Regions from separate parts of the Mus musculus genome. Here region 2 is linked to region 1. The links are chromatin loops, found by intact Hi-C in ENCODE. Cell type or tissue: left cerebral cortex. All regions are shown on one strand.

Region 1 (4,000 bases):
GTTGAACGGCGGGTCCCACTGGCCCATGACATCGAAGTAGCCCCGACAGGAGTCTGGCGTGGGCGCTCGAGTCGGCGGTGCGTCCGAGCCCCCGACGCCCTCGCCGGCCTCTCCGGAGGCGGCTCCGGAGCGGTTGCCCCCTGTGAGCAGCAGTACGCCGCCCAGTTGCGCTAGCTGCCCGTGCCCAGATCGCTCCTGCGCCCGGCACATGCGGGCACACAGCTCGGTGAGGAAGCAGCCGAGAAGCAGCCGAAGGACTCGGCGCATCGTGTCTCCCAACCCGGGCTGGAGCGCTCGGCCGCCGCTGGAGCCGCTACCGCCGCCTCTGGACGCGCGGCCGAAGCTGCCGAGGCTGCTGGCGGGGGCTGCGGGCCGCCGCTGGCCGCACATGCAGGGAGGCGGCGCGGGGCGCTCGGTGGTCGGCGGCCACTGCGCTCGGCTCAGACTGCGTTCGCCTCCAGCGCGACGCGCGCCGAGGAAGGGGGCCGGCCGGGGAGGAGCGCGCCGGGGCCGGGCGGGGACGGAGCAGGAGCGGGGGCCAGCGCGGGGTGCAGGTCCTGCTGGCCACCGGGGGAGGCGGGGGTGGAAAACAGGAGAGAGTCGCTGTGTCCGTAACTCCCTTCCACCCGCCACCCGGGACTCGGCTCCCCACGTCCGCTCGCTCGCAGGATGCTCTTCACCTCTCTAGCACGCCAAGTGCGCTGGAGAGAGAGAGAGAAGCGACACTTGTGGAATGAAGGGAGGGCCAGAGGGAAGGGGGAAGGGGAGGAGGGCGGATAGAGGAGGGGTGGTGGTGAGCGCTAGCTCGAAAGGGGCGGGGGCGCGTAAAGAGGTGACTCGGGCGGGCGGGGGCGAATAGGGGGCGTGCAGAGAGAGCTCGGGCAAAAGCAGCAAGCTCCACCGCTGCCAGGCTCGAAAGAACAGCTCTGATTTCTCGGCAGGTGGAAAGAACCACGGCCGGGACCTCTGGCACCCTCTCGGGGAGAAAGGTGCTCCTCACCCCAAGCAAAGACTCAGAGGTGGTTCCGCCCTCGATTTCCCCCCCTAGGGGTGCGTGCGCAGGAGCTGCGATTGCAATCTGTCGATCAGGGAAGGGGTGACTAGGAGAATCGGGACAGATTAGATGGCTTGCTCACTCCAAGACACACTAGAAGCAGTGTAGACAAGATCTCCCTCCTCCTCCCGGGCGTGCAGGAACTGCCTTGCCCTTTCCGGGGATGCGACCTCATGCCTGGCGCGAGCCTGGGATGGTTCGAGTCCCTGAACAGAGAAGAGGCTGGAACTGGGAAGGTGGGTTAGGTGTCAAACCCCTTGGGCTGTGGTAAGCACCCCAGAACAGGGGCTTGGGAACTCATATTAAAAGCTGGGTGGTCTGGCGAGGCGGTCAGCGGACAAAGCGAAGGCAATGGCTCACCCTGGAAGGGCTCTCCTAAGAACTCCCCTAGCCCTTAGGACCTGCCGCTTTCTGTCCCTCTTCGCCCCCGCAGCGAACGCTGAGCTCCACAGGAGGGCACACAGCGGCGCCGCCTCTGCGCTGGCAGTTTTGGCGCAGCGCAAGGCCTGGGCACTCATCCTCAGCCACTCGTTTCTGCAGCCCGCGCGACAGTCTCCAGAGCAGGCTGTCCCCTGTCCCCACGGAGCCCCCCTTCCCCGACATCCTCACCGAGGTTGTTTCCTTGGCTCCCAGCATCTCTTCTCAACCTTTCCAAATTTGTTCTCTCTTCCTTTCTCCTGACTGATTCCTCCCAGCCCTCCATAAGCCCTCGACCATTTCTCCTATTTCTTCCTGCCCTCTACTTGAATTTGATTTCAATAGCCCCTAAATCAGGATTCACATCAAAGCTGCTAAGCTAAATTTATATCCCCACACGCCCTGGCGTTTTGTTTTTTAATTGTATTAACTGAGTATGCTCTTTGCAGTAGGCTGGGTGAATCACAGAGGAAGCAATGTTTTCTGTTCCCTCTCCTCTTGTTTGGTTTCAGCTGCAGGACTCTTGGGGGAAATTTTCAAAGGACCACGAAGTTGGGCCACATGTAAAATGGTCTGCTGGGATCCTCTTAATTGATAATTTATGAGAGGATTTATTAAGACTGTGTGGCAAGTTTTTTCCAAATCAAAGGGTTTGGCTAAACTCCCCCTCCCTTTGATGAAAGAAGATTTACAAATGCAGCCCAGGGCCACCTTGGTAAACCACACCAGGTCTTAGAGCCAAGACTGACTGCAGTAGAATGTACTCCAACCCATCCCCCACTGTGAAAAGGAAAGAGAACTGCCAACCAGCTTCCTCACCATAGGACCCTGCAAATAGGGTGGGAGGCATATTTGTCATACTGGCAACCCACAACTGCTACCACCTTGTCCATCCCATAAACATTGGTGTGGGAGCTGATGGCAGCTGACATTTCTCTGTGAGTTATAGCACAATCCCTAAGCTTGCTTTTATTAAAAATCAATAACTACTGAGTACCAGACAACCTGGGGTCTTGTAGAGGAATCAGTGAGCTCAGGGGCTCCCTTAATTCTCTGCTTCTTGGTTAATATTATCTTCCCAATAGCAATGAGAGAAACTGAGCCTCAAAGCAATGAGAAAGCTACCCAGGGAGTTTGTGGAGTGAAAGCTATTGACATTTTACCCAGGAACTATGCTTCCAGAGTCTGTGACTGGCCACTTCCTGTCCCTTCCTAACAGACATGCACCCCACCTTTGATTACGTGTTTCTATCTTTAATGTCTCCAAGCACTGCCATGTAAATAACATGACTAAAATGGCCTTGATAATCTGTGTTCCCAGGCACACAGACAAAAACGAATTGTGAAGTATGTTAGCTAGGTGTTTAGTTAATTAAGATTTTTAACAAGTTATGAATCATGAAATTACTTGTCATGAAAGCAAGAGGACCTGAGTTTACCCCCTCAAACCTACATGAGGAAGCAGAGTGTGGTGGCACATACTTAGAATCACATAGCTGGGGGAGAGGACACAGGCAGACCCCTGGGACACTTGGGCCAGCTGTCTTAACCTACTGAGGGGGATCTCCTGACAAAGGGATGGGGTGCTGGAGAGATGGCTGAGCAGTTAGGAGCCCTTACTGTACTTACAGAGGACTCAGCACCCAAATCAGCTGATTTACAGTTTCCTACAGCTCCAGTACTGGTACATGGCACTCTCTGGCCTGCACCGGAACCCACATGCACTTGCTTCACATAAATTCACACAAACACATAAAAAGATAAATCTTTTAAAAATTAAGTTCTTGAGGAATGACACTTGAGGTTGTCATTTGGCCTCAGCACACACAGCTACACATGTGTGTGCACACCTGCACCCATGGGAATATGCCTATCCAGAAAGAGAGAGAGAGAGGGAGAGAGACATGAAGGGGTTAGAAAGAGATCTTTAAGAAATTGTTCGATCTGGGACAAAAAAGAGGAAAGGAATGCCCAGAGCACGCAGGGTGCTTTCTAGCATCCCGTCTTCCCTGAGGTTGGGAGATACTTGGGCTTGTGGGAGGGACCTTCCAGCAGGCTTCCTAGGATCCAAGAAGTTGTGAGCTCTAGCTAGCAAGTGGTAAAGCCAAGGCCAGAATAAGCTTTCCAACTACTAATGTAGTTTTCTGCCATTTCCAACCCTGCTTCAACACCTCCTCGGTGCTCACCAGCCAGAGTCAAGGCATCCTTTACAATGAGCGACCTCATAGAAAAAAAGTAGGTTTTACACATACACACACACACACAATTTCAAGATTTGGGGGGTTTAAGAGACTTTGAAACATGATTTTTTTAAATACCCTTACACAAAAGATGAATAGGAAAGTCCACTTCTGGATCTGCCTTTGGTCTCTGCACAAGGCTCTCCGGCTTTAATTAACAGAGACTGCCCCCTGTTTGCGGGAAGAAAACTGCAGGAGCTTTGCTTCAGAAGGAAGCAGACTGAGATCCACCCTGCCTGCTTTTCCTGGAAGAATCCTAAGCCTCCTCCTGTTCCCCAGGAGCTTTCCC
Region 2 (4,000 bases), 130 kb before region 1:
CTCCCTCATCATGTGCCTTCCTCCCTGGTACGTCTTTCAATCCTTTTCTTCTTTCAGAAGAACAAGCATTGTTGGTGAGTTGTAGGGTTCACCCTGACGCATTATTACTGTCTCTTGTGACACTCGCCTTAGAAGCATTGCCAAGACTGGGAGAGCTTGTGTGGTGAAGTTCTGACTGAGAGGCATGAGCAGTGAGTTCATGGTTCAAAACTCAAGTTTAAAAGTAGAAACCAAAGTCTGTGCTTGCAGTCCTGAGGCTAAAGAGGTGGGGATAGGCAGACCTCTGGGGCTCACCAGAAACCCAGGCTAACCTAACAGGGTGAGCTCCAAGTCCCAGTGAGAGGCCCCGTCTCAGAGTGTGAGAGAGCTAGGGGGTGCAGAGCACTTACGGAATGACAGCTAAGATTGTCTTGGAGCCTCCACGTGCACAAGCACATATCAATACATAAACAGATGGGCATATGAGTCACACACTGACATCGCCAAAGGCCCCCCTTCTAGCGAGGTCCTGTTCCCTCATCGGTGCTCACTGATCATGATCAACATTAGCCCACCCCTGGACATTCTGAAGGTCTAAAGTGGGACCTGAGGACCTGCATTTCTGATGCATCCCCATGTGACAGACCTCCACCTGCAGGACCACAGCAAATATCCCCTAGACATCCTACCATCAAGCAAGTGTCAGAACGACCGAAGATGGCAAGGAGCCTTTGACCCCGTCATCCAACCTTGACTCGGCAATAAATCCCTGTTCTCCTCCACGGTGACCCCAGTTAATCTTCAGGAGGCAGTGAGGCCGACTGGAGAAAAAAAGAAATGTAAAGGGAGACGCAGGCTGCATTCTGTTGCCAGTGTGAGCTTGGATGAATCATTCTGTTTCTCTAAGCCTCAGTTTGCTCCTCTGTAAGTGGGTATAAGAATCTCCTCTTGATGCTTAGGAGACAGCTCAGTCAGCAAAACGCAAGCACCAGCACCTGGGAGGCAGAGATAGGAGGAGAGCTGGGGCCTGCTGACCCACCAGCCTAACCTACGGGCAAGCTCCAGGCCAGGGAAACACTCTATTACCAAATAAAGGAGTGAACCAGAGGTTGATCTCTGTCTCTAGATGGATGCGCATGCACATCCAGCTCCAGCTTTTAGATGAATGGAAAGATCAAAATTATAAATGTGTGTGTGGGGGGAGGGGGGAGGATCAAAGAAACCAGAAGGGTCAGGGATATCACAAGAACACAACTGGAACTCTTAGTTGCTCAGAGAGAACGTGGTAGATATCAGGGAACATGTATAGATCTGACCTAGGTTCTCTGTATTTATCTGATGGCAAGTAGCTTGGTGTTCTTGTGAGATTCCTAACAGTGGGAGCAAGGGGTGGGGGGCTGTCCCTGACTTGTTTGCCTGCTTGTGGGAACCTATCCCTTCTGCTGGGTTGCCACGTTCAGCCTTGATGTGATGGTATATGTTTCATTGTTGCTTGTTTTTGCCATGTTTGATTAATGTCCCCGGGAGCCCTGCTCATCTGAGGGGAGGAGGGGAGGGTCAGTGTGTGAATCTGGGGTTGAGGGAAGGAAGAGGAGAGAGACTGGTGAGGAGCAGCGTATGGCTGTGGTGTACAAATGAAGCAGGAAGGGCTGTGACGTAACTGGCATAACATGAATGAAAGTCTATATTCGACCCGAGCCTGGAAAGTTCTAGCATCACTACTATCACCACACACCACCTGCAAGCTGCTACCCCGTCTCCAGAAGCCATGATGGCAGTACTGCTCTGCATTAGCGGTGATCCGGCAAGCTTACCTGCAGCTGTTTGTGATGTGGGCCAGGCACAGGGGAGATGGTTCAAGTTACTGGTCCACCAAGAGACTGATAGACACTGGAGCCTGCAGAGAGAACTGACCTGGAGCTAGGAATAAGGGACTGTCAACTCCTATGTGCTTTGGAGAAGCAGGAATCTCTCTTCTGCATCCCAGCCCTGATGGACAGAGCCCTGAGCATCAGAGAGTCTGGCTACATTCAAAGTAGGGCTGCACCACCTACATGGCTGGGTATCCTCCAGAATCCACACTCCCCCTGAGCCTCCAAGACTTTGCCTGTGAGGGGAAGTTAAAAGCTATGCTGTTTCTGACATAAGAGGTGTAATGAAATAGCCTAGGTTTGCATGTTGCCGGAGGCCTGTTGGCATCTACAAAGGCTCCCAAAGTCCCTGTCAGCTAATTAGTATCCTTCACATTGGAAAGGCAAGGTACAGAATCAGAGGTGCACAAAGCTCAGTTGGTTGCACATCTGATCCTGAGTTATCTGTTAACTTGTAACTGAGGAGATGGCCTTGTGGGTAAAGTTTTTCCTACACAATCATGAGGACCAGAGCTCAGACCACCCAGAGCCCATGCCAAAAGCTTGGTGTGATCATGCCTGTAAACCCAGTGGCAGGTTAAGAGTGGAGACAGGGAGAACCAGGGCCTTGCTGGCCTGCCAGTCTAGCAGAGACCTAAACAGTGAGCTCCTGGTGAGAAATGAACATTTCAGATCATGAGAACTAAAGTAGAAAGACAGGCAGAAAGGCAATCAGCCTTTAGCTCTGACATCTGGACATATTCACTAAGACAAAGGGACATGCACATACACACACACACACACACACACACACACACACACACACACACACCATGATGGTGGTGGTGGTGGTGGTGGTGGTGGTGGTGGTGGTGGTGGTGGTGGTGGTGAGATAACATAAAACTTAGCCATCTTTAATATCTCTAATTGCTGTGATGTCAGTGAGCATACTCACACTGCTGTGTAACTGCCATCTACCCGTCTGCAGAAACATTTGCCATCTGTCTCTCACTCTCTGTGTGTCCTTGTCTCTTATTCTTCCCTTGCTACTTCTCCAATTCTTCTTCTTCTGTGATGCTTGGAGTCAAACCCAGAGTCTTGTGCATGCCAAGCAAGAGCCTTTCCACTGAGCCACACACCCCATCCCCTCCTTGTCATTCTCAAATAAAGAGTAAGCAGGGGTTTCACTTCCATTCCCAGGAACTTAAGAGCTCCGTGAAACGAATAGTGGTTGCTCCAGAAAGACAAGGATCAAGGTTAAGGGAGGACTGAGCTGAAGGGACACGGAACACTATCTGGCCCACCCCCTCTGGGGCCTCCACCAGAGCCCCAGGAATCAGCGAAGACTGATCAAGGTAGCACACACCTGTAATTTAGCAGAGAAGGCTAAATTAGGGGGATTTCCAATTCAAGGCCAGCCTGGGCTACCAAGCCCCCACAACAGGAAACCTTGTTTATTTACAAGTTCACTTATTCCCCTGAGCCTCCCTCTCCTCATCTGTAGACTAGGAAGAGAAACAACACCTGTGTCCAGTTTTGCTAACTGATAACAAAAAGTGGCAGCTCTTTGCTCTCTAGGTGTTAGCCAGTGTTAGCCATGAGGATTGCAGTACCCTGCATTCACTCCCCAGCCTCCTAGTGCAGTAGAAATCCATGCTCCTGGCCTCCTTAGGCAACTAAATCCATAGTAGGACAGGAAGCCTTCCCCAGCGGAGAAGCCCAGCCTACCAGGGCGAGTCCACTTCTCTGACATATTCCTGAGATTGCCCCTCCCCCAGAAGATACTGCAGACAAGAGAGAATCACCCCGAAAATCTGCCCATCAACCCAGAGTCAGGCCCCAATCTGACCAATCGCATGTGTTCCCACTGTGGTGGTTTCCTAGGTAACCAGCGCTTCTGTACCAACTCAGGGAGACTGGGTGCTGGGAGAGGAGAAGCTGGGAAGAAAGAAAGATCTGTGAGGAGACCTTCAGAGACAGGGACAAGGCAACAGGGACAGTCGTGGGGCAGGCGGGAGGACCAGAAGAAGGAAGGAGGGAGCCACCTCTGGCCATTTTTTATGCACATGCATGCACATGCAAGCACACACTTTTTTCTTTAAGGAAAAATGACTAAAACCATACTATAAAAAGGAAGATCCCAGATGGTAGGATTTCTCAGTGACACCCTC

What was found. Peaks named below come from ENCODE experiments on the same cell type or tissue, not always from the same donor. Only the 100,000 strongest peaks of a DNase experiment are listed, where the experiment ranks them.
Region 2: it touches region 1 in a loop (4-fold over the local background); 5 of 42 quality-filtered maps call a loop at or near these places.

What each region holds. Positions count from the first base shown.
Region 1 is chr16:11,980,848-11,984,847 of GRCm38, reverse strand. It overlaps Shisa9 (shisa family member 9), which reads right to left and starts at 735. Exons shown (of 5, transcript NM_028277.2): 1 at 1-735. The coding sequence starts at 267. It overlaps Gm32278 (predicted gene, 32278), which reads left to right and starts at 1,103. Exons shown (of 2, transcript NR_155455.1): 1 at 1,103-1,290. In left cerebral cortex, CTCF peaks have their summits at 335, 965, 1,513 (motif pointing right) and 3,892; DNase peaks (open chromatin) are centred at 580, 1,081, 1,499, 3,893 and 1 more place; H3K4me3 peaks cover 1,907 bases; H3K27ac peaks cover 1,813 bases.
Region 2 is chr16:12,115,161-12,119,160 of GRCm38, reverse strand. All of the region lies in intron 2 of Shisa9 (shisa family member 9), which reads right to left. Among named protein-coding and RNA genes, the nearest start is that of Shisa9, 130 kb to the right of the region's middle. In left cerebral cortex, a CTCF peak has its summit at 3,867; DNase peaks (open chromatin) are centred at 1,720, 2,032, 3,734, 3,955 and 1 more place; H3K27ac peaks cover 2,380 bases.